Regions from separate parts of the Homo sapiens genome. Here regions 2, 3 and 4 are each linked to region 1. A link is a loop called in an ENCODE intact Hi-C map of the cell type or tissue named here. Cell type or tissue: natural killer cell. All regions are shown on one strand. Each heading gives the region's core, and the rest is flanking DNA. Links, peaks and the distances in the headings are about the cores only. Region 1 overlaps LOC100134368 (a long non-coding RNA gene). Region 2 overlaps WDR90 (WD repeat domain 90). Region 3 holds the start of LOC107987417 (a long non-coding RNA gene). Region 4 overlaps RAB40C (RAB40C, member RAS oncogene family).

Region 1 (7,048 bases), core at 1,247-6,246:
CCATTGCAAGTGTATAACAGACAATTGAGGTTTGTTTGTTTTCAGACAGAGTGTCGCTCTTGTTGCCCAGGCTGGAGTGCAATAATGGCATATCTCTGCTCACTGCAGCCTCCGCCTCCCAGGTTCAAGCAGTTATCCTGCCTCAGGCTCCCGAGTAGATGGAATTACAGGAGCTTGCCACCACACCTGGCTGGTGTTTTTTTTTATTTTTAGTAGAGACGGGGTTTCGCCATGTTGGCCAGGCTGGTCTCAAACTCGTGGCCTCAGGTGATCCACCCGCCTTGGCCTCCCAAAGGGCTGGGATTACAGGCGTGAGCCACCACGCCTGGCCAACAATTGAGCTTTGTGTATTGATCTTGTATCCTGCAAGCCTTCCAAATGCATTTATTAGTTCTAATAGTTTTTAATTAATTCCTTGGGAATTTCTTTGTATAAGATTGTGTCATATGGAGCGGGGCACACTGGCTCATGTCTGTAATCCCAGCACTTTGGGAGCCCGAGGCGAGCGGATCACGAGGTCAGGAGTTCAAGACCAGCCTGGTCAACGTGGTGAAACCCCGTCTCTACTAAAAATACAAAAATTAGCTGGACATGGTGGTGCATGCCTGTAATCCCAGCTACTCAGGAGGCTGAGGCAGGAGAATGGCTTGAACCCAGGAGGTGGAGCTCACAATGAGCCGAGAGCATGCCACTGCACTCCAGCCTGGGCAACAGAGCAAGACTCTGTCTCAAAAAAAAAAAAAAAAAGAAAAGAAAAAACATCATGTCATATGGGAATAGAGACGGTTTCAGTTCTTTCTTTCCAATCTGAATGCCTTTTATTTTATTTTCTTGTCTAGTTGCTCTGACTAGAATTTGCAGTACTATGGTATAAAGAAGTGACTTTCTTTCTTTTTAGAGGCTGGACTCTTGCTCAGGCCTATTATCCCAACAATTTGGGAAGCTGAGGCAGGAGGATCACATAAGCCCAGGAGTTTGAGACTAGCCAGGGCAATATAGCAAGACCCTGTCTCTTGAAAAAAAATAGTAAATAAACAAAAAATATATGAGTGAAGTGTATAGTATGTCAATTGTATCCCAATAAAGCTATTGCAAAAAGGAAAAAGCAGATATTACTATAGCGTACTCTGTTTTTTTTTTGAGACGAAGTCTCACTCTGTCACCCAGGTTGGAGTGCAGTGGCGCGATCTCGGCTCACTGCAAGCTCCGCCTCCCGGGTTCACGCCATCCTCCTGCCTCAGCCTCCAGCTGGGACTATAGGCGCCTGCCACCACGCCTGGCTAATTTTTTTTTTTTTTTGTATTTTTAGTAGAGACGGGGTTTCACCATGTTAGCCAGGATGGTCTCGATCTCCTGACCTTGTGATCTGCCCGCCTCAGCCTCCCAAAGTGCTGGGATTACAGGCATGAGCCACCGCGCCCGGCCACTATATCGTACATTTTTTAATGTTTTATTTTTGTTTTTTTAGCAACAGGGTCTCGTTCTGTCACCTGGGCTGGAGTGCAGTGGTGCAGTCATAGCTCAACTGCAGCCTTCACCTCCCAGCCTCAAGCGATCCTCCTGCCTCAGCCTCCCCAGTAACTAGGAAAACAGGCCTGAGCCACCGCACTTGGCCTAAAATATTTTGTTTTTGTTTTTGTTTTTGTTTTTGAGATGGAGTCTCACTCTGTTGCCAGGCTGGAGTGCAGTGGTGTAATCCTGGCTCACTGCAACCTCCGCCTCCCAATTCAAGCGATTCTCCTGCCTCAGCCTCCTGAGTAGCTGAGATTACAGGCACGCGCCACCACACCCGGCTAATTTTTGTTTTTTAGTAGAGATGGGGTTTCACCATGTTGGCCAGGATGGTCTCGATCTCTTGACCTTGTGATCAACCCGCCTTGGCCTCCCAAAGTGATGGGATTACGGGTGTGAGCCACCACGCCCCGCTGCCTAAAATATTTTGTTTGTTTGTTGGTGAGACATCGTCTTACTCTGTTGCCCAGGCTGGAGTGCAAGGGCATGATCTCAGCTCACTGCAACCCCCACCTCCTGGGTTCAAGCAATTCTCCTGCCTCAGCCTCCCGAGTAGCTGGGATTACAGGTGCTCGCCACCACACCCAGCTAATTTTTTGTATTCTTAGTATAGACAGGGTTTCGCCATGTTGGCCAGTCTGGTCTCGAACTCCTGACCTCAGGCGATACACCCACCGCAGCTTCCTAAAGTGCTGGGATTACAGGTGTGAGCCACTGCGCCCGGCCTGGCCTACAATATTTTGATAATTTATTTCAGTATAGTTTTTTATATTTTTATTTCCTTGTATTTTATTTTGCACATTAAAAACATGCTGAGACTGGGCGCAGTGGCTCGCGCCTGTCATCCCAGCACTTTAGGAAGCTGCGGTGGGTGTATCGCCTGAGGTCAGGAGTTCGAGACCAGACTGGCCGACATGGCGAAACCCTGTCTATACTAAAAATACAAAAAATTAGCTGGGTGTGGTGGCATGCACCTGTAATCCCAGCTACTCGGGAGGCTGAGGCAGGAGAATCCCTTGAACCCGGGAGGCAGAGGTTGCAGTGAGCTGAGATCGTGCCCTTGCACTCCAGCCTGGGTGACAGAACAAGACTCCATCTTAAAAAAAGAAAAAAAAAATTATGCTGGGCCGGACGAGGTGGCTCATGCCTGTCATCGCAGCACTTTGGGAGGCTGAGGCGGGTGGATCACCTGAGGTTGGGAGTTTGAGACCAGCCTGACCAACATGGAGAAACCCTGTCTCTACTAAAAATATAAAATTAGCCGGGCCTGGTGGCAGGTGCCTGTAATCCGAGCTACTTGGGAGGCTGAGGCAGGAGAATTGCTTGACCCTGGGAGGCGGAGGTTGCTGTGAGCTGAGATTGTGTTATGGCACTGCAGGCTGGTAGACAGAGCAAGACTCTGTCTCAATAAATAAATAAATAAATAACTCTCTTGGCCAGGCGTGATGGGATGGTTCACACCTGTACTCTTAGCACTGTGGGAGGCAGAGGTTGGAGGATCACTTGAGGCCAGGAGTTTGAGACCAGCCTGGGAAACATAGTGAAACCTGTCTCTACAAAAAAATAAAAAATTAGCGGGGCGTGTTGGTGTGCGCCTGTATTTCCAGCTACCGGGAAGGCTGAGGTGGGAAGATTGCTTGAGCCCAAGAGGTCCAGGCTGGATTGAGCTGTGATCGCACCACTGCACTCAGCCTGGGCAACAGAATGAGACCCTGTCTCAAAACAAAACAAAAAAGAACTCTCGTAACTCAACAAGAAAAGCAAAACCCAGTTCATTTCCTTGTGTAATGCCTACCCCTTGAGTGTGGACCATGCCTGGTGACTGACTTCTGACACAGCAAAAGAGACGGAGTGTCACTTTCACAATCTGGTCACCAAAGACTGCAGCTGCTGCTGCTCCGCCACCTCCTGGGAGAAGCAGCTCCCCTGTTGTGAGCAGCCCTGTGCGGAGGCCCCCATGACAAGGAACTGATGTTTCTGGCCAAAAGCAACATAGGTGGGCTTAGAAGTGAATCTGCAGGAGGCTGAGGCAGGAGGATTGCTGGAGCCCAGGAGGTTGATGCTGCAGTGAGCAGTGATTGTGCCACTGCACTCCAGGCTGGACAACAGAGCGAGATCCCATCTCTTAAAAAAAAAAAAAAAAAGTGGGCGTGGTGCAGTGGCTCACACCTGTAATCCCAGCACCTAGCTAGGCCAAGGTGGGCAGATCACTTGAGGTCAGGAGTTTGAGACCAGCCCAGCCAACATGATGAAACCCCGTCTCTACCAAAAATACAAAAATTAGCCTGGTGGGATGTGACACGCCTGTAGTCCCAGCTACTCGGGAGGCTGAGGCACTAGAATCGCTTGAACTTGGGAAGCAGAGGGAACAGTGAGCTGAGACTGTTCAACTGCACTCCAGGCTGGGCAACAGGGCGAGACCCGGTCTGGAAAAAAAAACAAGTACATCCCCCCTTAGTCAAGCCTTGGGGTAACCTCAGCGTGGCTGACACCTTGACCACAGCCTGTGAGAGCCTCTGACTCAGAGGCTCCCTGCTAAGCCCCACCCAGCCTCCTGTCCACAGAATCTGGAAGATAATGAACGTGTGCTGCTTACATCATGAAGTTGTGGGGTATTTGTTATGCAGCATAGATGACTAATACAAACAGCAGCCAGGGAGGTGCAGAGTGGCATCACCTCCAACCAGAGCTGGGCTTCAGGGGCTCTGGTGGTCCATGGGGCTGTACTGCCGCTCAGAGGCCAGCGCTGGAACTGCGTCTGGGTCTCACTGCCATCCAAAGCATGGACTGCCTATCTGGTTTCACTCTTGGAGTGGCACCACTCAGAGGGCCCCAGAGCCTGACTGAGGATGAGGTGGAGTGAGGAATCAGGGCTGAGCACGGCCGTGGATTTCTGGAACATTCCTATGGATGTGCTGGATGGTCCTTGTAGAAGGTGCTCAAAAAGATACCTGCAGGGTGGGACAGCGGGGGGATCAGGACAGCTGAATTCTGTCCCAGCCCTACGACTGTTACACCCATGTAGGGAGGGCATTGCCCTACATGGAGGTCTCTCACCTGTTTTATTTTTTTAAATATTTATTTATTTATTTATTTATTTGGACGGAGTCTCGCTCTGTCGCCCAGGCTGGAGTGCAATGGCATGATCTTGGCTTATTGCGAGCTCTGCCTCCTAGGTTCAAATGATTCTCCTGCCTCAGCCTCCCCAGTAGCGGGGACTATCGGCGCCCGCCACCACATCCGGCTAATTTTTTGTATTTTTAGTAGAGACGGGGTTTCACCGTGTTAGCCAGGATGGTCTCAATCTCCTGACCTCGTAATCCGCCTGCCTCAGCCTCCCACAGTGCTGGGATGACAGGCGTGAGCCACCGTGCCCAGCCTGATATCTTATTGTTACAGGTTTCTAACTTAATTCCACTGTGGTCAGAGAACATATTCCCTTTGGGAGGCCAAGGTGGGCGGGTCATGAGGTCAGGAGTTCGAGATCAGCCCGGCCAACCAGTGAAACCCCGTCTCTACTAAAAATACAAAACTTAGCTGGGCATGGTGGCAGGCACCTGTAATCCCAGCTACTCGGGAGGCAGAGGCAGGAGAATCATTTGAACCCGGGAGGCGGAGGTTGCAGCAAGCCAAGATTGAGCCATTGCACTCCAGCCTGGGCAACAAGGGCAAAACTCCGTCTCAAAATAAATAAATAAATAAATTAATTAATGAAAGAGGACATATTCTCTACCACTTAAACTATTTTAAATTAATTGAGACTTGGTTTATGGCCCAGCATGTGATCTGTATTGGAAAACAAATTGTGTGCGCTTGAAAAAAATGTTTATTCTGGCTGAGCGCGGTGGCTCACGCCTGTAATCCCAGCACTTTGGGAGGCCGAGGCAGGTGGATCCCTTGAGGCCAGGAGTTGGAGACCAGTTTGGGCAACATGGCAAAACCCTGTCTCTACAAAAAAAATTTCTTTTTTTGAGACGGAGTCTCGCTCTGTCGCCCAGGCTGGAGTGCAGTGGCGCAATCTCGCCTCATTGCAAGCTCCGCCTCCCAGGTTCACACCATTCTCCTGCCTCAGTCTCTGGAGTAGCTGGGACTACAGGCGCCCGCCACCATGCCCGGCTAATTTTTTCTATTTTTAGTAGAGATGGGGTTTCACCGTGTTAGCCAGGATGGTCTCGATCTCCTGACCTCGTGATCTGCCTGCCTTGGCCTCCCAAAGTGCTGGGATTACAGGCGAGAGCCACCGCGCCCGGCCCAAAAAAATTTTAAAAATTAGGTGGGTGTAGTGGTGCGCGCCTGAACTCCCGTTAGAAACCATGAAGCTGTTGTTGATCCTCCCATCTTGGCCTCCCACAGTGCTGGGATTACAGGCGTGGCCACAGCCCTCGGCCCTGGACCCCATTGTTTCTAATGGGAAGTTATGCCATTCAATTGTTCCCTGGACTATAATGTGTTATCTTTCTCTGTCTGCTTTCAATATTTTCTCTATAAGTTCGTTTTCCAGCAGTTTGACTATGATGTAATTGGCTATGGTTTTCTTTGCATTGATTCTTGTTAAGCTTCACTAAGCTGCTTGAATCTGTAAATGAATGCCTTTCACCGAATTTTAGAATTTGGGGTATTTCTTCACATATTTTTTTTCTGTCTCAGTTTGTCTTCCCTGTCCTCTTGGATTTCCACGTGTACACAGGCTAGACCTCTTTCTTTTTCTTTTCTTTTTTTTTTTTTTGAGACGGAGTCTCACTCTGTCGCCCAGGCTGGAGTGCAGTGGCGGGATCTCAGCTCACTGCAAGCTCCACCTCCCCGGTTCACGCCATTCTCCTGCCTCAGCCTCCCGAGTAGCTGGGACTACAGGTGCCCACCACTGCGCCTTGCTAATTTTTTTTGTATTTTAAGTAGCGACGGGGTTTCACCATGGTCTCGATCTCCTGACCTCAGGTGATCCGCCTGCCTCAGCCTCCCAAAGTGCTGGGATTACAGGCGTGAGCCACTGTGCCCGGCTAGACCTCTTTCACCTCTGCTGAGGTCACTGCAGGGAGATCCAGGAAGAGTGGGCCCCTCCTTGTAGGAGGAGCACAGCCTCAGTCCCAGTCCCATCGGCCCGCCCAGGTACACTTCTGAGGGACACCAAGGGGAGCCTTCTCAGCAGAGAGCAACTCTTGGGCCTCCTACCCCGGCAGCCATCTCTGTCCCTGTCACCTTTGTTCCCACCCCTTGGAAGGGACAAGGACATCTGCTGTGGTTCCGCGCTCCAGTGCTGCTGGACTCACCCCAGGCTCCCTGCAGGCTGAGCGCTGTGCGGTCACTGCCCATGCCCTTCATCTTCCAGCTCACTCGCACCCACACCCAGGACAGGCATTCATTTGCTCAGACAAAATGGGGATAAATAAGAACCACTGCTGGGCGTGCTGGTGCTGGCCTGTAATCACCTGGGAGACTGAGGCAGGGGGATCCTTTGATCCCAGGAGGCCATTGCTGCAGGGAGCCACCATGTTCCCACTACACTCCAGCCTGGGCGACACAGCAAGACCCTGTCTCA
Region 2 (7,048 bases), core at 1,958-6,957, 270 kb before region 1:
CCCCACACACCTGGTTCAGCACCTGGAACTGGATCACAAGCTCCATGCTGGCCAAGGCCCACACCCGCACACTCCCATCCTCACTGCATGTGGCGCAGTGGGACTCCCCGGGGCTGAAGACCACCTCGTTCACCTGGGGGAAGCCGTAGCTAGGCTGGGGGTGTTGGCCCCTGGGCAGGGTAAAGGGACGCAGGCATTTCCTATTCCAGCCCCCAGGGCCGGGCTGTCCAAACCAGAGCATGTGCCTCTGGCCCCGGCCAACTCCACATGGCGGAAAGGAGCAATGCCGGCCCCCGTGTGTGTCCCTGCACTAGATCTGGGTGAGTCCAAACCAAAGCAAGCCCACTAGCCAGTCAAACCCGGCGGGATACCGAGGAGAAAGCTGTTCTGACAGCACCTCAAAGACAGGAGCGTGGCCGTGCATCCCTAGCAGGCTACAGACTGAGGCTGAAAGACAGGAGTGTGGCCGTGCGTCCCTAGCAGGCTGCAGACTGAGGCTGAAAGACAGGAGTGTGGCCGTGCGTCCCTAGCAGGCTGCAGACTGAGGCTGAAAGACAGGAGTGTGGCCGTGCGTCCCTAGCAGGCTGCAGACTGAGGTTGCAGCGAGCGCGCCATGCAGTCGCATTCCTCCTCCCAAAACCGCTGCACGCTGATTGGGGGGAAATGCAGACGTGTCATTATGCAGGTGCCACTGACAGCTGGGACTGCTGGACTGGCAGAAAGGAGACACAGCTGCCACTCACCAGTGAGAAGAAGCAATACAGCCTGGCACCAAATGTGAACTTTAAGTGCAAGTGGGAACACGATGCACTTCATTAAAAAAAAATCAGTTCAGCCGGGCGCGGTGGCTCATGCCTGTAATCCCAGCCCTTTGGGAGGCCAAGGTGGGCGGATCACGGGGTCAGGAGTTCGAGACCATCCTGGCTAACACGGTGAAACCCCGACTCTACTAAAAATACAAAAAATTAGTCGGGCGTGGTGGCGGGTGCCTGTAGTCCCAGCTACTTGGGAGGCTGAGACAGGAGAATGGTGTGAACCCGGGAGGCGGAGCTTGCAGTGAGCCAAGATCATGCCACTGCACTCCAGCCTGGGCGACAAGAAACTCCGTCTCAAAAAAAAAAAAAAAATTCAGTTCAGCTGAGCAATGAGGGACTGCAGGGACTCAGACCAGGACAGCTCAGTCCATCTCCCCGGGAGGGCCCTGGGCCCTACAAGGAAACGGCAAAGTCCAGGCCCAGGCAGAACCGCCCAGGCAGAACCACACAGGCGGGGCCCAGAATTCCTCGCACTTCCACATCACAGGAAGGCCACCAGTGACCACGGGCTCAGGTCACGGTCTCAGGACCCGAATTTCCCAGCCCTGGTGGATGGACACACACATGATCTATCCGTACAATGGAACAGTATTTGGCCATCAAGAGGGATGACTGGCTTGGCACACACAGCGGCTGGGATGACCCTGGAAACCATGCTCAGGGTGAGAAGCCAGGTGAGCCAGTTCCTACAGAATATCCTGAATGGGAAGACCCAGACACAGAAAGCCACTCAACGGTCGCCAGGGGCTGGGGAGGCGGGAAGCAGGGAGCGACCGAGGAACAGGCACGCACGGGGTTTCCTCTAGGCACGCACGGGGTTTCCAAAGCTGCTGAATATGCCAAAAGCCACCCCCTGAAACACACGGAGCTTGTGCTGTGACGACTACACCTCAGCAAACCTGCTTCCAGAAAAGTAAACAACCCTCACCTGTCTCAAACTCAACTTTCTTTGCTGGCTATCGTCATCTCCAAATACTAAAGACAGGTTTCTAAAGAAACAACCCAGGGGCAACTGGATGATGGGACTCAGCATCAAGGAAAAATCAATCCCGTGGGGCCCAGCTGACCACACGCAGAGCTCTTACACCCACAGGAGGAAGCCCATGGCCACAGCTGCTAGACCAACGCCACGCCAGGAACCTGGTCCAGCAGGGGAAGGAATGGCACCTGTCCTGCCGCCCCAATTCCGCCCAGGAGGCCACCTCTCCTAAGGCTGCAGCTGGCGGGTGAGGGGGCGACACGGTGGCTGTCCCAACCCCATGAGGCCACAGAGCTTCCAGACCAGGAGGTCCCAGAGAGATGAGTGCTGTGTACTTCTTGGAGACGCAGCTCCAGCACCAGGAGGCTGCAGGCCAGAGCTGGGCCTTACAGGACTAGACCCAACACCAACCAGAACCTGAACAGACCTGACCCAGAGAGAGCAGAACTTGACCCAGTAGCTACCTGGGCCTCCTGACCTCTTGAGCCTCAGAGAACAATCCCATGAGACTGAGTCAGCAAAGCCAGTCTATGGGAGGTGCAGGGACAGACGATGTGGGGTTTTTCATCTTTTTTTTTTCCTTTGAGATGGAGTCTCTGTCGCCCAGGCTGGAGTGCAGTGGTGCAATCTTGGTTCACTGCAACCTCTGCCTCCTGGGTTCAAGCGATTCTCTTGTCTCAGCCTCCAGAGTAGCTGGGATTACAGGTATACATCAAGAGGCCCGGCTAATTTTTGTATTTTCAGTAGAGATGGGATTTCGCCATGTTGACCAGGCTGGTCTCGAACTCCTGACCTCAGGTGATCCACCTGCCTTGGCCTCCCAGAGTGCTGGGATCACAGGCATGAACCACCACGCCCGGACTGATGTGATTTCTTTGACAATTACAAAAAACAAAAAACAAACAAACAAAAAAACGCAAAGCAATAGCAGGGAAAGGACAGTTTGAGAAGACCTGCAAGGCCTGCCAGGCGGCTCGCTTGTGCAGACACAACCGGGACGGCTTTGAGGGGACGTGCACACCCAAGACTTCCCCGCTGGGAACCCCAAGGCGGCCGCTGCGAGCCAGTGACGGCAGGACTTGGAATCATCTGGGCTGGTGGAGATGGAGCCGGCAGGCAGGGAGGGCACCAGGTTCGGCTGCCCCGCCTCTGCCCAGGCTGGAAGTCCCTCACCTTGCTCCTGTGGCCACTGATGAGACGTGTGCTGGTGCCCTCGGCCCAGCTGACAAACCACAGCGTGCCCGCCGTGGTGCCCACGACGCCCATGTCCACGCTGTCATCGAAGCTGGCACTCACCACAGCCCCGTCCAGCACCAGCTCGTGTTCCATGAACACAGAACTGGACCTCAGGGTGCAGGGAAGGAGAGAACAATGGGTCTCAAGGCCGATGACAAGAGCCAGCTGGGTCCCCAGCCGAGGCAGGGCCCTCAGCATTGCATCTCAGGACCTGGCTGTGCCCTCCCGGTGGAAGAAGAGAAAGCCCATGGAGCTGGGGCTTCTGGGCCCATGCCCGTACTCGACAGCAGCCAGTGAGGCCCAGGCCACACCCAAGCCTGTCCCTTGGAGGGGCTAGCAGGCGGCCGGTCTGCAGGGCGGCCTTTGCGGGGGCGGGGCACTGGCTGCAAGCCCCAGTCAGGGACACCAACACCCACGTGCAGCCAAAACACGTAGGGGTGAACAGCTCACCTGGCGCCTGAGCCCTTGCACCTCAGCTCCGACACAGCCCCCACGGCCCACAGGCGCAGCCGCCCCGTGCTGCTGCCGCTGACCAATCGAGAACCCGAGAACAGCAACAGCCCTAGGGGCAGGAGGAGCCATAAGGGGCCACGGCTGCCTTCCCAGAGGCCCTGGGTCACAAGGCTGCCCGGACGCCAGGGCTACAGATGAGGCCTCTGCCCCAGCTCTGAGGATCCCAGGTAGGGGTCCTGAGGGCCACAGGGCTTCTGCGGGGCACTCACCAATGCCACCGTCATCCGCCTCCCAGGACAAGAAGCAGCGGCCGGCACGCGTGTCCCAGACACAGACCTGGCCAGAGCTGGTGCCACAATAGAGCAGGGGAGGTGCCCCGTAGCAGAGCGAGGTCAGCTCTCCAGCCCCCACTGCCTCTGGGACTGGCTCTCGACGCACCTGGCAAAGTATGAGAGTGGCCATGGGTCAGCAGTGTCCCGGGGCCCAGGCAGATTCCACCCCACAAAACAACCCCTGGGCCCAAACGCTGAACGGGTGGCACCTGAAGGCTGATGTCTGCCCCACGCTGCTGAAGGAGCCAGAAGGTGACAGTGCCCTGGCCCACACAGGTGAGCTCGCCGGCGTCCCAGGGGTTGAAGGCCACACCATGCACCGGCTCCGGGAGGCGGGTGGAGGACACGAGGTCATAGGTGGCCGTGCCCCACAGGGCGAGGGTGCGGCCATCGTGGTCCCCTGGGAAGGACACAGAGCAGCCACGTCAGGTGCACAGATGCAGCCCCCCCCGGGGTCTAGGGAAGCCCCTGGCCTCCACCCTCCCTCCCACTGACCCAGTGTGACAAGAAGCCTGTCATCTGGTGAGAAGGCCAGGGCCAGCACGGTGGTGCTATGGGGGAAAATGAGATGCTGGCAGAGGCCGCCAGACACGTCCCAGACGCGGATCTGACAATGGGCGGTCGTGCTGCTTCGGCCCGAGGCAGAGGCCAGGACCTGGCAGGCAAGAGGCCAGGCGTGAGTGGGGAGGCCGTGGCTGGCTGGAGTGGAGGCTGGGGTGGCCGTCTGCTCCGTCTTTGGTGGTGAGAACCCGCACCGGTCCGGGAGCTGGGTTCTGCCGGGCACGGTGGCCCTGGGAGAGGAGGAGGGCGATGCAGGCGGGCACCTGGGCACTGTGGCTGAGGGCCAGCGTGGAGATCTCCGCAGAGTGGCCGGACCAGTGCTGCTGGGCGCCAGAGTGCAGGTCCTCCACCACCACCAGGCGGCCGCACGTGTAGGCAAAGAAGCCTGTGCGCAGAGAGGGCGGGGCCTGAGGCCGGGCCGGGGGGGGGGGGGGGCGGGGAGGGGCCTGGGGAGGGGCCGAACAGGGGGCGGGGCCTGGGCCGAGCCGTGGGGCGGGGCCAAGGGGTTAGCATCGTCCCAGCTGCGCCCTCCCCAGCGTCCAGTAGCCAAAGTGCTTCACAGGACCTCGGCTGGAGCGCCAGGAGGCGCTACCGGGAGAACAGAGCCCCACACTGATGGCTGGCGCTCATTTGCCACCAGGTCCTGGCCTTGGGGTGGAGACGGCTGGACCACGCGCGGCCGCATCTTGGCTGGGGGTGGGGGTAGGCTCTTGGCCCCCACCTGTGTCCGGCCTCCAGACCATGTTGGCCCGCCCATTCCCGCTGTAACCGACGACAGCCTTCAGACGCAGCCACCCACCGCTGGCGGGAGGCGGGCAAGTGCCCTGCGAGGAAGGAGACCCGGATGCTGCTGGGGCCCAGCATGGCCACCTGTGCCCCAAAGCCTGCACATGGGAGGCTGTGTTGGGGCACACCCAGGCCAGCTGCAGAGGACACCCAGGGGCAGACGGGGAAGCTGGGGTAGGAGGTGTGGGAGCTGTGGGCACTGTGCCAGGGCCAGGAGGGGCACAGGCCCGTGGGGCTCTCATCAAGGGCAGCTGCTGGGTGAGAGGGGAAGGCAGGTCAGCAGGAGGCCACCACAGAGTCCCGTCTGGAGGCCAGCGGAGGGCAGGGGTGGGGGTGTGGGATGAAGTTGCCTCCAGGGGACAGGCGCCCAAGGGCCAGAGCCATCACCTTTGGCGACCAAAAGCAACCCTGAGGAGGTGCTGGGGAGCCCTGCGGGGGGCCTCTGTGCTTGCTGGGGATAAAGAGGGCTCCCAGAAACCACTCCCCACCTTGGCAGAGTGGGGGCTGCAGCTGACCCTGGCAGGCGTGAAGGCCTTGCAGGAAGCCAGGTAGGTGGTGCGTGGGGCCCCCGAATTCCTGGTGTCCCTGGCGCCTGGCAGGGAGGAGGCAGAGCTTGTGGCATTACACTGCCCTGAGCTCTTCAGAGACCCCACACTACACGCAGTCTCCCCACAAGCCCCTGGTCTACCACACAGTGAGAACTGCACGGCGGGGCACAGGCCGGAGCCACAGACGCAGGCAAACCGTGTCCCACTGCAGGTGACCTTGCCTCGTCACACGGGGGACTCACCGACCGTCCTCAGGCCCCTGCACCGGCACCAGCGTCCCTGCCCTGCCCTCCACTGCTCACGGGGTTGGCCGGGGGAACGGGGAGGCAGGGCAAGCCCCCAGGAGCCCACTGCCGCAGCCCAGGCCCCGTCTCCAGCCCTGCCAGCCTCCTCCTCCGTGAGCACAGGTGGGCCTGAGGCCTGCCCAAGCCCCTCGGGGTCACAGCTCTCCTCACAGGGTCCTTCCTCATCTGACGGGGACAAGGTGCCTGGGGCCAAGGGGGAGAGGAAAAGCTGCCCCCATCCCGACCCCACCGTGTTCCACCTGATGAGGCTAAGGAGGAGAGGAAAAGCTGCCCCCACCCCGACCCCACTGTGTTCCACCTGATGAGCAGCGATGGCACCTGCACCCCAGAGCTGGACGTGCGTGAGTACCTGCTGCCACTGGGCCTGTGCCCTCTCAGACCCCCGAATCCCCCCACTCCTCCAGGACCCCTGCTGCTCACCATCGCCACCTTCGGGAGGCCTGGCACAGACGCCCAGCCGTGGTGGAGATGCCTGACATGGCTTGGGGACCTGCTGCCGGGGGAGCTCGCTGGCCCTGGACGCTGCGTCCTCCAGCGGTCCTGCGCCCGGGCCTGGGGAAGAAGCAGCCCTGTGATGTTTGGGAAGGAAGAGGAAGGGCCACTAGGCAGACACAGGACGGGCCCCAGAGTCAGCGCAGCACCTGCACCCCAGCTGAGCACAGCCACTCACCTGTCTTGCAGGCTGGGGGGGCCCCGGGGAAGCTTTGGTCGCTGGAGAGGGAGGAGAGAGGGTTTCAGGAGGGCCTGGGGGGCCTAGGCAGACACAGCTGAGAGTAGGCACTTGCCTCTCAGTAGGGGCCAGGACATCCCAGAGGAAGACGGCGTCCCCTGCGCTGAGGACCTGCTGCTGGTCAGGAGAGAAGGCCACAGCCTGCACGGGTTCCGAGTGGCCGATGTACACCTAGGGGTAGCGGCGTCACATGCAGGACCCCGAGGCGGGGCATGGATGCTGCCGTGTGCCCAGTCCCCAGGGACGGTGAGCCCCACACAGTGTGAGGCCCCGGAGGCACAGAGGATCCTTGGGGGGTCACTC
Region 3 (7,048 bases), core at 1,394-6,393, 100 kb before region 1:
ACCTCAGCCTCCCAAAGTGCTGGGATTACAGGCGTGACCTACTACGCCCGGCCAGCTCAATGCTTTTCTGAAAGGGGTGAGCAAGAAGACAGTTAGAAAAAGATGCATGATGACGTTCACCTCTGCTTCCTCTAGCCCCTAGCCCCTAGCCCCTAAAATGACAGAAAATGGAAAACAAGTGGGACGCGGTGGCTCCTGCCTGTAATTCCAACATTCTGGGAGACCGAGGTGGGAGGACTGCTAGAGCCCAGGAGTTCAAGACCAGTCTGGGCCTGTCTCTACAAAAAATTAAAAAATCATCTGGGTATGGTGGCATGCGCCTGTGGTCTCAGCTGCTCGGGAGGCTGAGGAGGGAGGATCATTTGAGCTTGGGAGGTCTGGGAAGTGAAAACTATTGAGAGCTGTGATGATGTCACTTCACAGAGCAAGACAGAGCAAGACTGTCTCAAAAAGAAAAGAAAGCCAAGAAAAGAGAAGAGAAACAAAAAGAAAAAAGTTTTCATCCATGGCCAGGTGTGACGGCTCATGCCTGTGATCCCAGTACTTTGGGAGGCCAAGGTGGGAGGATCCCTTCAGCCCAGGAGCTCAAGATCAGTCTGGGCAACGTAGTGAAACTCCATCTCTATTAAAAATTAAAAGACTAGCCAGGCATTGGCAATGCGCACCTGTAGTCCCAGGTCCTCAGGAGGAGGAGGTGGGAGGATGGAGTGAGCCTGAGAGGTCCAGGCTGCAGTGAGCTGTGATTGCACCACGGTACTTCAGCCCAGGTGACAGAGCAAGACAATGTCTCAAAATAAAAGAAAATGGAAAACAAAAGGTTTCTGTTCTTGGCTGGGTGTGGTGGCTTACCTCTGTAATCCGAGAATTTTGGGAGGCTGAGGTGGAAAGATTACTTAAGCCCAGGGAGTCTGGGGCTGTTGTGAGCTATGCTTGCACCTATGAATTGCCACTCACTGCACTACAGCCTGGGCAACGCAGCTAGACCTTGCCTATTTTCCTTTTTTTTTTTTAATTTTTAATTTTTAATTTTTTTTTTTTTTTTGTAGAGACAGGGTTTCACTAAGTTGCTCAGGCTGGTCCCAAAGAAACCGAGTCAGAAAGGTTAAACTTCATGGTAACAACTTTAGCTCTAGAAGATAAGCAATGCCGTCAAAAATCTTACAGGAAAATGATCCCACTCTCACAGTACAAACCAACCCAAGCTCAAGTTTATCTCCTGAGCACCTCTTTTCTCAAGAAGCTACAGGAAGATACGCTGGACAAAAACCAGAGAAAACAAATGAGAAGGAAGACGGGGCCAGGGAGCTAGAGGATCCAACCCCCGAAACAAAGGAACCCACCAGTGTGGGGAGACCTGTCCAGGACCACAGCCACGAGGCCTGGAGAACGCCCGGCACAACAGGGCAGAGAGGAGGCTCCAGAGGGGATGCTCCAGAGGAAGCTGGAGAGGCGTCTCCCAGCCCTGCCAGATGCCGGGCCACGAAGCAGGACGGGGACTAGGAAGGCAAAGCAGATAAAGACACAAAGGCAGACTCTGACGGCAGCAGAGGCCACCCGGCAGCCACACTGAGTGGCTCCCTGGGAAGGGCCTTAACCCTGCATGTTTATTTCGGTAAGAACTGGCAGGGGAGGAAGATAAAAGTGTATGTTGCCATCTTTCACAGCAGGAAGCCAACAGATCTATACGAAGCTGGAAAATGAAGAAATGGTCTTTAGGAATTGGAGTCAGACCCATCCCTCACCTTCGACTCACCTTGGGGAGCTGCCCAGACCCGGCTCTGAGAAGCCAGGCTCCTCACTGGGTCTCGCTACCTCAGAGCTAACATAGAGCAGACATCTGGGGATGGCGGCCCCTTCCAGACCTTAGTGAACACACAAGAGGCCCAGCACCAAAAGCTCTGACACGTACCCTCCCTGGTCACAAATCCAGGTCCAAATTCACAGCCCTGGAAACCCCTTTCCCAACACTCCTTCAGGATACCTTCAGCCCCAAACCATGTAAAGTAACTTGCAAGAGTTTAAAAAATACCTTGGAAAAGAACATTTTAAAATGTTTTTTAAAAAACTATGATTAATTATCCACTTCAGAACGTTTTTCAGCAGGAACCAGAGACCCACCTACCTTGCCACCTTCTTGCTGGAGAGCCGCTTTGTCGGACTGTGCAGAAAACAAAATAAACAGGAAAATTGTTAGAACAGACAGAGAGGAGCAGGAGGAAGCAGGAAACTCAGGCTGTGGAGATACGAGGTGGGCGGCCTTTCAGCAATGCTCCCGGCATGCAGGGCCCCCCAGGCAAGTCCATGCACAAATGCTCACTCAGCAAAACAGCAAGGACACGGCAGTGCTGGGGTGAGGCCGCATACGTCTCGTTACTCCAGCCCCCAAAGAGGCTTCCAGATGCAGCCACCCCAGACCACGACTGAGAGGCCAGCGCCACACCTGGTCCCACCCGCTGGCTGCACTGTCCCAATGCTTCTGAAGCCAAATTACCCCCAAACGCTTGGCCTTCGGAGGCCCCCAAGTGAAAAGTGACCCAGGCCCCGCTGTGACAGGAGAGTTTGCCGCTGGCTTCGACTCAGGCACTGATGCATCATGCTCAGAACGCCTGCCTAGGCATCAGTTTGGAAACCTTTCCCGTTGCCATTTCAGGGCAGTAAATATAGCCAATTATACATCAGCTGTCTGATTTAACCATCTGCAGTGGCACATGGGCCAAACTTACCTTCTCCCTCATTTCTGAGGTCCAAAGTTGTATTTTACAGTCTAGCTGCTGAACTATTAGCCTCAGCCTGCAGGAAGACACCCTCACCCCTGGGGCCTGGGAACCATCACGGTCCTGGAACTCACAAAGCCACGTCTCTCTTCAGCTTACCTGTCTCAAAAACACCTCTGATTTTCTTTCCAGGGTCAGGCAGAAAAGTCTACTGGAGGGGCCGGGCGTGGTGGCTCATGCCTACAATCTGAGCACTTTGGGAGGCTGAGGCGGGTGGATCTCCAGAGGTCGGGAGTTCGAGACCAGCCTGGCCAACGTGGAGAAACCCTGTCTCTACTAAAAATTCAAAAATAACCGGGAATGGTGGCGCATGCCTGTAATCCCAGCTACTCGGGAGGCTGGGACAGGAGACTCGCTTGAACCCGGGAGGCAGAGGTTGCAGTCAGCCGAGATCACGCCACTGCACTCCAGCCTGGGCAACAAAGAGTGAAACTCTGTCTCAAAGAAAAAAAGAAATCTACTGGAGGAGAATCAGCTGCTGTGCCAGGTATTAACGTAGAGCCCCTCAGCTCTAAGTCCATCCTTTTTACTTGCCCTGTAGAAACAGAGCTGGGCCCTTAGCAGGCTCTTCCTCCACAATGCTGCGTGTCATCAGCAGAGGGAGCCGAGGAGTGAACACAGCAGGAAGAGGTTTGCCTCCTGGTTCTGACCACTCTCTGCAGGGCCCTCCGACACCTGCAGTCTCCCCAGTACCTACTCCAGGGAGCATCCTGCCCACTGTAGCCAGAGCCAGGGGCTTCCCCGACCCCATTCGGGTAGCTGTTCTCTAGGGGTGCCTCTGCCAAGTGTCCTGCAACAGAATAGCTTTCCTGGCAGCCAGGAGGCAGGTTCCCCACAAGCCCTGACAGCACGGTGGTGTCCCCACCACGCCGTTTGCAGCTGGTGCAGACCTCAGCCCTGGGTGGCAGTGACTGTAGCTGGGGGGCTCTGCCCCGGCCCTGGGTGGCGGCTGCTCCTGTGCCTGCTGTCCCTACACTCTGCAGAGTTCTTTTTACTCATCCCAACCAGTGCCTCATTACTCCCATAGCCTGTGACATTCTTTTCCTTTCCCTAATGATTTTTTAAATTTTTTGTTTGTTTGTTTGCATTATCTTTTCTTAGAGGCAAGGTATGACTCTGTGGCCCAGGCTGAAGTGCAGTGGTGCAACCACAGCTCGCTGCAGCCTCGACCTCCCCGGCTCATGTGATCCTCCCACCTCTGCAGCCTCGACCTCCCCGGCTCATGTGATCCTCCCACCTCAGCAGCCTCGACCTCCCCGGCTCATGTGATCCTCCCACCTCAGCAGCCTCGACCTCCCCGGCTCATGTGATCCTCCCACCTCTGCAGCCTCGACCTCCCCGGCTCATGTGATCCTCCCACCTCTGCAGCCTCGACCTCCCAGGCTCATGTGATCCTCCCACCTCTGCAGCCTCGACCTCCCCGGCTCATGTGATCCTCCCACCTCAGCCTCCCAAAGCACTGCGATTTCAGCCCACACTCAGCCCATTCTTTGTAGTATTAAACTGTCCCTGTTCAAATTACTGTGTGGCTCTCCTTTCTCGACTGGAGACTAATAATGTATATTTTAATACAGGTTTTTTTTTTTAAGATGGAGTCTCACTGTGTCACCCAGGCTGGAGTGCAGTGGCATGATCTCGGCTCACTGCAAGTTCCACCTCCCGGGTTCACGCCATTCTCCGGCCTCAGCCTCCCGAGTAGCTGGGACTACAGGCGCCCGCCACCACGCCCGGCTAATTTTTTATATTTTTAGTAGAGATGGGGTTTCACCGTGTTAGCCAGGATGGTCTCGATCTCCTGACCTCGTGATCTGCCCACCTCAGCCTCGCAAAGTGCTGGGATTACGGGCATGAGCCACCGCACCCAGCCTTAATACAAATTTAATTTTATCTTATTATTGTTGAGACTCCCTAGAACTAATAGGACAGGACAGACTCATCGTTCAGTTTACCTACTGACCTTTCAGGGCCTGGACTGGCAGCCCAGCAACAGGATTTATAATTGAAAATACACCTCCAGGTGGCCAGGTGCGGTGGCTCACACCTGTAATCCCAGCACTTTGGGAGGCCGAGGCGGGCGGATCACGAGGTCCGGAGATTGAGACATGGTGAAACCCTGTGTCTACTAAAAATACAAAAGTTAGCCAGGTGTGGTGATGGGCGCCTGTAGTCCCAGCTACTCGGGAGGCTGAGGCAGGAGAATGGAGTGAACCCGGGAGGCAGAGGTTGCAGTGAGCCGAGATCGCACCACCGCACTCCAGCCTGGGTGACAGATCGAGACTCTGTCTCAAAAAAGAAAAAGATAATATACCTCCAGGCAGGCTGGGTGCAGTGGCTCAGCCTGTAATCCCAGCACTTTGGGGGGTCAAGGCGGGCGGATCACGAGGTCCGGAGATTGAGACATGGTGAAACCCCGTGTCTACTAAAAATACAAAAGTTAGCCAGGTGTGGTGATGGGCGCCTGTAGTCCCAGCTACTCGGGAGGCTGAGGCAGGAGAATGGAGTGAACCCGGGAGGCAGAGGTTGCAGTGAGCCGAGATCGCACCACTGCACTCCGGCCTGGGTCACAAAGCGAGACTCTGTCTCAAAAAAAAGAAAAAAGAAAATATACCTCCAGGTAAGGCACACTTCTTAGTTCCTACAAAATGAAATGTATTTAGAGGCTGCAGGGTACCTGGAAAATGCAACAGCTATTGGCCTGTTCTGAGGCGACTGGACATCGTATCTGACATCAAAGCTTCCAGAGGTGGTCTGGACTAAGTCACCTGTTGCCACCCACAAAGCATGACCAAATAAGCTTACTTTCAGGCAAGTCCATGGAAACTAAAACGCAAGATTCAGATCTCCTCCACTAAGGGTTATGGGGAGGATGTTCTGACTGGCAGTTGTGTGTCCTGATTGTGTTGAATTGAATAGCATATTAACCACTTGGTAGAGTCTTTTTTTTTTTTTTTTTTTTGGAGTCAGAGTTTGGCTCTGTTGCCCAGGCTGGAGTGCAGTGGCAGGATGTTGGCTCACCACAGCCTCCACCTCCTGGGTTCAAGTGAACCTCCCATCTCAGCCTCCCAAGTAGCTGGAACTACAGGCATGTGCCACCATGCCTGGCTAATTTTTATGTTTTTAGTAGAGACAGGGTTTCGCCATGTTGGCCAGGCTGGTCTCAAACTCCTGGCCTCAAGTGATCTGCCTGCCTCCTCAGCCTCCCAAAATGCTGAGATTACAGGCGTGAGTCACTGCGCCTGGCCCGCTTCATAGAGTCTTAGGAAAAGGGGTAGCAGAACCTGGACGTGAGGCTCCACAGGACTTGCTAGTTGTACTTAGCTACATCCTAGTCCCTTCTCTGCCCCCACAAAGCCCAGCAGAGGCGACCATGGCCATCTTGGAGCTAGTTCTCAATGTGGGAAAAAATCAGTTCTATGTCAAAAATCTTCAGAAAATGAGAGACGAGACCTGAGTCTTCAGGCTTACTTTCATGTACGGAGATGACATGCTTGCACTCAACTTATCGGTGAGTGGGAGGGCAAGTCTCTGCGTGGGAAGAACAAATGGCCCCTCCCCAAGCAGGCTGAGCCATCGTCGCCGGGCCTTGAACCCCTAGCTGAACACACACGCAGGCAGAAACTGATTTCCCCTAAAACAGAGGTTAGCGGATCTTTGGAATCCAAGATTCTGGACGGCCTCGGGTCTCCCGGGAGGGCCCTGGGCGGCCTCGGGTCTCCCGGGAGGGCCCTGGGCGGCCTCGGGTCTCCCCGGGAAGGGCCCTGGGCGGCCTCGGGTCTCCCGGGGAGGGCCCTGGGCGGCCTCGGGTCTCCCGGGGAGGGCTCTGGGCGGCCTCGGGTCTCCCGGGAAGACCCTCTTCAAAGAGCACTTCTGCTTTCTCACCAGTGCTGCCAAGACCCCCGATGCTCCAGAATGGCCATCAGTGCCGGGCCCCACCCCCATCCTCTCCACCTGAATGGGCACTGGCTGGGGGCCCTGTGCTTCACAGCATTTCACAGAACATAAGAAGAGTTAAGTGCCCTGGAAATGGAACTAGAGGCAGGACAGAAGCCTCAATAAGGCCGTGGGCAGTGAGCGCCCGCCAGCAAGGATGTGCCTCGGCAGAAGCCCCCTGGGGCAGGGACAGGGCAGGCTCAAGACAGGTAAGCAGTTTCACAGATACCTCTAAACATGCTAGAACCGTCAGGATAACTCACCTTTCTGCCACCTTTACAAACCCTCCCCACAGGCCAGGTCCCGTTCTTCAGGAAGCCGTCCCAGATTGCCAGCATGAGCCT
Region 4 (7,048 bases), core at 894-5,893, 220 kb before region 1:
GGTCTCCCTCGGGTCCTCGTTTCCAAGACAAGAAGGAACAATGGTTGTGCCAAAAGGGCCACGGCTGTGAGCAGCCCATGACTGCAGGAGCTGCACCCAATGTGTACCCAGGGACAACGCCATTAAGCAGTTCATCAGGATGCGGTAGAGTTAGGCAGTTCACTATCGGGACGAGGTAAAGTTTGGCAGTTCACCATCGGGATGCGGCTGAGTTAGCAGTTCACCACTGGGACGAGGTAGAGTTTGGCAGTTCACCGTCGGGACGAGGTAGAGTTTGGCAGTTCACCGTCGGGATGCGGCAGAGTTAGCAGTTCACCATCAGGATGTGGTAGAGTTAGGCAGTTCACCATTGGGACGAGGTAGAGTTAGGCAGTTCACCATCGGGACGAGGTAAAGTTTGGCAGTTCACCATCGGGATACGGCAGAGTTAGCAGTTCACCATCGGGATGTGGTAGAGTTAGGCAGTTCACCATCGGGATGCGGTAGAGTTAGGCAGTTCACCATCGGGACGAGGTTTAGGCAGTTCACCATCGGGACGAGGTAAAGTTTGGCAGTTCACCATCGGGATGCGGCAGAGTTAGCAGTTCACCATCGGGATGTGGTAGAGTTAGGCAGTTCACCATCGGGATGCGGTAGAGTTAGGCAGTTCACCATCGGGACGAGGTTTAGGCAGTTCACCATCGGGACGAGGTAAAGTTTGGCAGTTCACCATCGGGATGCGGCAGAGTTAGCAGTTCACCATCGGGATGTGGCAGAGTTAGCAGTTCACCATCGGGATGTGGTAGAGTTAGGCAGTTCACCATCGGGACGAGGTAGAGTTAGGCAGTTCACCATCGGGATGCGGCAGAGTTAGCAGTTCACCATAGGGATGCGGTAGAGTTCGGCAGTTCACCATCGGGATGCGGTAGTTAGCAGTTCACCATCGGGATGCGGTAGAGTTTGGCAGTTCACCATCGGGATGCGGTAGAGTTCGGCAGTTCACCATCGGGATACGGCAGAGTTAGCAGTTCACCATCGGGACGCGGTAGAGTTAGGCAGTTCACCATCTGGATGCAGTAGAGGCCGCAGCCTTGCAGACATTTTGGAAGCATCTGCGCCGACTGTGTGCTTCCCGAGCTGCGTGTGAAGCTGCGTCACTGCCCCAGTGGTGCCCTTCACAGCAAGCCAGTCAGGAATCCTGCTCCTCAAGTCCAGGGCTATGCACGTCACCCAAGTCTAGACCTGGGTGCTGCCCACGACCCCCACCAAGGCCCCAAGACCATGCATTCCACCTGGGTCTAGACCTGGGTGTTGCCCACGACTCCCACTAAGACCCACATAAGGAGCTGAGTCCTTAAGGACTAAAGACAAACTATCCTCTGGGGAAAAAAATACGGAAATTATACTTTAAAAAAAGGGCAAAGGACTTGAATAGACATTTCCCCAAAGAAGAAAAACCGACGACCAAGAAGCAGTGAAAAGGCATTCCACATCATCGTTCAGCAGAGAAACCCATCCAAGCCACCACCGCACCACGATCCAGCCTCGCAGAAAAGGGCAACTGGCAGCAAGTGCCAGCCGGCGTGCAGAAGCCAGGCCCTCCATCCGCTGAGTGTGCTGCGTGCTGCTGCACTGTGCTCTTGATTCTACCGGCCAGGGCGGCAGTCCTGCTCTTGATTCTACAGGCGAGGGCGGCAGTCCCTGCTCTTCAATCTAAAGACGAGGGCAGCTGTCCCCTGCTCTTGATTCTACAGGCGAGGGCGGCTGTCCCTGCTCTTGATTCTACAAGCAAGGGCAGCTGTCCCTGCTCTTGATGCTACAGGCCAGGGCGGCTGTCCCTGCTCTTGATGCTACAGGCCAGGGCGGCTGTCCCTGCTGATTCTACAGGTGAGGGCGGCTGTCCCTGCTCTTGATTCTACAGGCCAGGGCGGCTGTCCCTGCTCTTGATTCTACAGGCCAGGGCGGCTGTCCCTTGCTCTTGATTCTACAGGCCAGGGCGGCTGTCCCTTGCTCTTGATGCTACAGGCCAGGGCGGCTGTCCCTGCTCTTGATTCTACAGGCAAAGGCGGCTGTCCCTTGCTCTTGATTCTACAGGCCAGGGCGGCTGTCCCTGCTCTTGATTCTACAGGCCAGGGCGGCTGTCCCGTGCTCTTGATTCTACAGGCCAGGGCGGCTGTCCCGTGCTCTTGATTCTACAGGCCAGGGCGGCTGTCCCTGCTCTTGATTCTACAGGCGAAGGCGGCTGTCCCTTGCTCTTGATTCTACAGGCCAGGGCGGCTGTCCCTGCTCTTGATTCTACAGGCCAGGGCGGCTGTCCCTGCTCTTGATTCTACAGGCCAGGGCGGCTGTCCCTGCTCTTGATTCTACAGGCCAGGGCGGCTGTCCCTTGCTCTTGATGCTACAGGCCAGGGCAGCTGTCCCTGCTCTTGATTCTACAGGCAAAGGCGGCTGTCCCTTGCTCTTGATTCTACAGGCCAGGGCGGCTGTCCCTGCTCTTGATTCTACAGGCCAGGGCGGCTGTCCCGTGCTCTTGATTCTACAGGCCAGGGCGGCTGTCCCGTGCTCTTGATTCTACAGGCCAGGGCGGCTGTCCCGTGCTCTTGATTCTACAGGCCAGGGCGGCTGTCCCTGCTCTTGATTCTACAGGCGAAGGCGGCTGTCCCTTGCTCTTGATTCTACAGGCCAGGGCGGCTGTCCCTGCTCTTGAATCTACAGGCCAGGGCGGCTGTCCCTGCTCTTGATTCTACAGGCCAGGGCGGCTGTCCCTGCTCTTGATTCTACAGGCCAGGGCGGCTGTCCCTGCTCTTGATTCTACAGGCCAGGGCGGCTGTCCCTGCTCTTGATTCTACAGGCCAGGGCGGCTGTCCCTGCTCTTGATTCTACAGGCCAGGGCGGCTGTCCCTGCTCTTGATTCTACAGGCCAGGGCGGCTGTCCCTGCTCTTGATTCTACAGGCCAGGGCGGCTGTCCCTGCTCTTGATTCTACAGGCCAGGGCGGCTGTCCCTTGCTCTTGATGCTACAGGCCAGGGCGGCTGTCCCTGCTCTTGATTCTACAGGCAAAGGCGGCTGTCCCTTGCTCTTGATTCTACAGGCCAGGGCGGCTGTCCCTTGCTCTTGATTCTACAGGCCAGGGCGGCTGTCCCTGCTCTTGATTCTACAGGCCAGGGCGGCTGTCCCGTGCTCTTGATTCTACAGGCCAGGGCGGCTGTCCCGTGCTCTTGATTCTACAGGCCAGGGCGGCTGTCCCTGCTCTTGATTCTACAGGCGAAGGCGGCTGTCCCTTGCTCTTGATTCTACAGGCCAGGGCGGCTGTCCCTGCTCTTGAATCTACAGGCCAGGGCGGCTGTCCCTGCTCTTGATTCTACAGGCCAGGGCGGCTGTCCCTGCTCTTGATTCTACAGGCCAGGGCGGCTGTCTCTGCTCTTGATTCTACAGGCCAGGGCGGCTGTCCCTGCTCTTGATTCTACAGGCCAGGGCGGCTGTCCCGTGCACACTCACAAGTGAAACAACACTCTTCAGGGAGGCACCGCGCTCAGGCCGTCAACACCCTTCCCGCACCTCCCTCCTCCGGTGGTTCTGTCAAGCAGGGACACAGGGACGGAGGGGCCTTGGTCATTTTGGTCCTGGCTGTTGAAGCCCCCATGAGGCTGACCTGAGAGGCCAAAGTTGGACACCACGATTGCCACAAAGGCCATAGCTGCTTCTCCTTGACGGTCACCTCGACGTGCCAATGTGGCCAAGCAGGCAGGCGCCAGCAACACCCACAAGACAGATGCTGATGGCCCGGGGACTCCCCTAGGCCACCCCTAGATGGCGCCATGGCCCAGGGCCACCAGGAGCCATGGCTGCTGCAAAAGGAACGGGGATGCCGGGAAAAGCCTGGGGACCACGTCACCCACCCACAGAGCCGGGGCCTCTAGAGCACCTTGCTCTTGAATCAGAGGCTGCTCTGGGATGCTCCTCCCGCTGGACGTCTGCGTCCCACCCATCCTGCAGGCTCCGCACCCGGTTGCCCACGGTGCGCGTCAGAACAGGATTCTCAGCAACAGTGAAGAGGAAAAGTGTAAGAAGACTATGAAACAACGTCCCCATGGATACCATTTAGACACAAACAGCGGCCTGTTCTCTAAGCACAGTCAGCCGAGTGTCTTGTTCCCAGCAAGCCACAGCCACTGACCACATGGAGCCCTCTGACCACACAGGGCCCCAGGATGTCACTCTGGAAAAGGTCTGGACTCTCAGAGGGACAGGTGTCAGGATCCTGGGGAGGGGGCCCTTGGCCTGGAAGGTCTCAATTATCCAGGCAGGGTCAGGGCAAGCAGGTGACGGGGTGGGGCAGGGCGGGGTAGAGGGAGGAGCTCCTGGAGGCACAGAGCAGTGACCCAGGAGAGGCCTGGAGCCCGCGCTGGGGGACGGCGCAGGGGCAGGGGCAGTGGGCTCCGGCTGCAGAGCTCAACACTACCCCATAAGGGGGTCCCTAGGCATCAGCTGTGACATATTCTCTTGGTGTGCTGTTCATTTTTACCTCCTGTTGAAATGTCTTTTCAAAAATAAGCTAAGCTAATACCCGGCTCAGTGAAAAGGCAAGGGCGCCAGTGAAGGTCAGCTGCTCCGTGCAGGCCCACTGAGGCCTCACGCAGCACCAGCAACTCCTGCCACCCTTCCCCCTGCTCTCCTCCTCATCTGCTGGGTGCCACAGGCCTTGCTCACCACCTCAGGTTTACTGTTCCCAATAACCCTCTTGTTCATCTAGCCCCAGCCAGGCGCTGCCTCTCAGCCGACCTGAACACAACCCCATGAGACACACGGCACTGTCCTGGTCAGAGCCGCTCCACAGGACAGGCGCTCTGACCTCAGGGGACAGAGGCAGGGAGGTCAGAACACCTGTCCTGCCACCAGAGCAAAGCCACCGGCGCCTCGGCTGCTGGTTCTGTCTACCGCACAGGGTGCCGCTTCCCCACCAGCTACAGGAGACCAAGTCTCAGCAAGCGGACTCCCAGCTGGGCTGGTATGAGGCTACATCTGGCCCTGGCCTGGCACCCGAGCCACCAGGCTGGTGCCGTTCACATCCCCACCCTCCCGTGGGACCCATTCTGTTTCCTAAAACCTTTTAAGGCATGGTCTTTGACCACATTGCTCTGGGTGGTCTTTTTCGTACTCTGTGGCCCTTGCAGTCTGGAGACACATCCTGACGTGCCTCAGCTCCCCCCTCCAGGCACACAGCTCCCGCCCTCCATCCTGAGCCGCGCCAGCCAGGGTGACCTCTGCAGGGACTGCCCAGTTGTTTTTTAATCTCTTTTTGTTCTATTTTCTGGGAGATGTCCTCAACTTTCTTTTCTAGCCCTTCTATGGCTTTTTTAAAATGTGCTGCTTATTTATAATTTCTAAAAGCTCCTTCCGGTGCTCTGAGCGTTCCCCTCTGGCAGCGTCTGGCTCTTCATTCGTGGATGCGGTATCTCTGATGACGCCAATGGTAAGATGTCCTTCCCTGAGCTCTTTTCCTGCCTGTCTGGGTCTTTCCTCACATTCTGGTGACCCTCAAGGACAGACCCTAGCCAGGAAGCTGGTGACTCTGGCTTCTAAGTTGGGGCTCTCGGCGGCGTCTCGTGGCCGCTTCTTTTGGGCTGACGGTTATCCTGCCATCATCCTGCCACGGGCTCCCATCTGCATATCAGGAGGCCCTGAGTTCCCAGGCAAGGAGGGGCTTGCTCAGGCCACCCTGTCCCCTGCCACCCTGTCCCCCACCATCCCCAGTGGTGTCTGCTGTCCACGACTCAATTTTCCCAGAGAATAAACCTCCTGTGCTCCCTGCTGGGAACCACACCAGGCACTGCCCTGACCTCCCCTTCCCCTCACATGGCATTCCAAGCAGATCGCATGGCCCCTCACCCAGCCGTGGCAGCACCGCTGTTCCCAAACCATCAAACCTCTCTCACCTATCAGTCCACGTTTTTATTTTTATTTTTTGAGAAGGTGTCTCGTTCTGTCACCCAGGCTGGAGTGCAGTGGTGAGGCCAAGGCTCACTGCAGCCTCCAACTCCTAGGCTCACGTGCTCCTCATAGCTCAGCCTCCTGAGTAGCTGGGACTACAGGTGTGCACCACCACACCTGGCTAATTTTGTATCTTTTGTACAGTCAGGGGTCTCGCTGTGTTGCCCAGGCTGGTCTTGAGCTCCTGAGCTCAAGCAATCTGCCCACCTTGACCTCCCAAAGTGCTGGGATGACAGGTATGAGCCGCCACACAATTGTAGCACAATCTTGGCTCATGGCAACCTCCACCTTCTGGGTTCAAGTGATTCTTGTGCCTCTGCCTCCCAAGGAGTGGGGACTACAGGTGCCCGCCACCATGCCCAGCTAATTTTTTTTGCATTTTTTGTAGAGATGGGGTTTCACCATGTTGGCTAGGCTTGTCTTGAACTCCTGACCTCAAGTGATCTGCCTGCCTCGGCCTCCTAAAGTGCTGGGATTACAGGCGTGAGCCACCATGGCCAGCCGAGTTTCATTCTTTTCAGGATGGTAAAGGGAATGCCACAACCATTTGTCTAGAAGGGGCCTGGGTCTGATGGCGCTGAGGGCCACAGATTGGCAGCCTGAAGCCAGCATCCTGGGCCTCCCAGGTTTGGCACAGCACCTAGCCCTTCAGGATCAAAAAAGGACAGAGGACGAGGTGGGAGCTAAGCAGGCTCAGGAGTGATAAGATTTGGCTGTGTCCCCGCCCAAATCTCACCTTGACTAATCCCCACAGGTTGAGGGCGGGGCCAGATGGAGATAATTAAATCATGGGGGTGGTTCCCCCCTGCTGTTTTTGTGCGGGTGAGTGAGTTCTCCCGACACCTGATGGTTTTAGGAGGGGCTTCCCCCTTCACTCAGCACTCATTCTCTCTGGAGCTGCCCTGTGTGAGGTACCTTCCGCCATGACTGTAAATTTCCTGAGGCCTCTGCAGCCATGCGGAACTGTGAGTCAATTAAACCTCTTTTCTTTACAAATGACCCAGTCTGGGGTATTTCTTCCTAGCAGCGTGAGAACAGGTGAGTACATGGGCGTGGAGGCTGCCCAGGAACGTGTGGA

The links. Hi-C counts contacts between places; a loop is a spot of excess contacts. Peaks named below come from ENCODE experiments on the same cell type or tissue, not always from the same donor. Only the 100,000 strongest peaks of a DNase experiment are listed, where the experiment ranks them.
Region 2: a loop joins it to region 1, with 6 times the contacts of the local background. A loop is called at or near these places in 18 of 110 quality-filtered maps.
Region 3: a loop joins it to region 1, with 4 times the contacts of the local background. A loop is called at or near these places in 34 of 110 quality-filtered maps.
Region 4: it touches region 1 in a loop (6-fold over the local background); 3 of 110 quality-filtered maps call a loop at or near these places.

Annotation. Positions count from the first base shown.
Region 1 is chr16:389,182-396,229 of GRCh38, reverse strand. LOC100134368 (a long non-coding RNA gene) reads right to left here. Exons shown (of 3, transcript NR_024453.2): 3 at 3,270-4,463. Among named protein-coding and RNA genes, the nearest start is that of NME4, 4.5 kb to the left of the region's middle. RefSeq lists a silencer at 5,569-5,746. In natural killer cell, for the core only: CTCF peaks have their summits at 3,383 (motif pointing left) and 4,250; DNase peaks (open chromatin) are centred at 3,379 and 4,149; H3K27ac peaks cover 1,358 bases.
Region 2 is chr16:658,764-665,811 of GRCh38, reverse strand. It overlaps WDR90 (WD repeat domain 90), which reads right to left. Exons shown (of 41, transcript NM_145294.5): 24 at 6,801-6,916; 25 at 6,686-6,726; 26 at 6,436-6,567; 27 at 5,651-5,754; 28 at 5,098-5,200; 29 at 4,640-4,761; 30 at 4,311-4,470; 31 at 4,025-4,215; 32 at 3,753-3,921; 33 at 3,481-3,592; 34 at 2,968-3,133; 35 at 11-133. Among named protein-coding and RNA genes, the nearest start is that of RHOT2, 5.8 kb to the left of the region's middle. RefSeq lists an enhancer at 5,536-6,426. In natural killer cell, for the core only: CTCF peaks have their summits at 4,499 and 4,699; a DNase peak (open chromatin) is centred at 4,801; H3K4me3 peaks cover 298 bases; H3K27ac peaks cover 961 bases.
Region 3 is chr16:491,934-498,981 of GRCh38, reverse strand. It overlaps RAB11FIP3 (RAB11 family interacting protein 3), which reads right to left. Exons shown (of 14, transcript NM_014700.4): 6 at 2,123-2,158. It overlaps LOC107987417 (a long non-coding RNA gene), which reads left to right and starts at 5,442. Exons shown (of 3, transcript XR_007064933.1): 1 at 5,442-6,413; 2 at 6,657-6,913; 3 at 7,000-7,048. RefSeq lists enhancers at 3,443-4,020, 4,021-4,599, 6,058-6,679. In natural killer cell, for the core only: no CTCF peak of the experiment used is centred there; a DNase peak (open chromatin) is centred at 3,391.
Region 4 is chr16:608,013-615,060 of GRCh38, reverse strand. All of the region lies in intron 1 of RAB40C (RAB40C, member RAS oncogene family), which reads right to left. It overlaps LOC124903618 (a long non-coding RNA gene), which reads left to right. Exons shown (of 2, transcript XR_007064934.1): 1 at 1-4,207; 2 at 5,371-7,048. Among named protein-coding and RNA genes, the nearest start is that of WFIKKN1, 19 kb to the left of the region's middle. RefSeq lists an enhancer at 3,665-3,794 and a silencer at 6,941-7,020. In natural killer cell, for the core only: CTCF peaks have their summits at 3,585 and 3,784 (motif pointing right); a DNase peak (open chromatin) is centred at 3,790.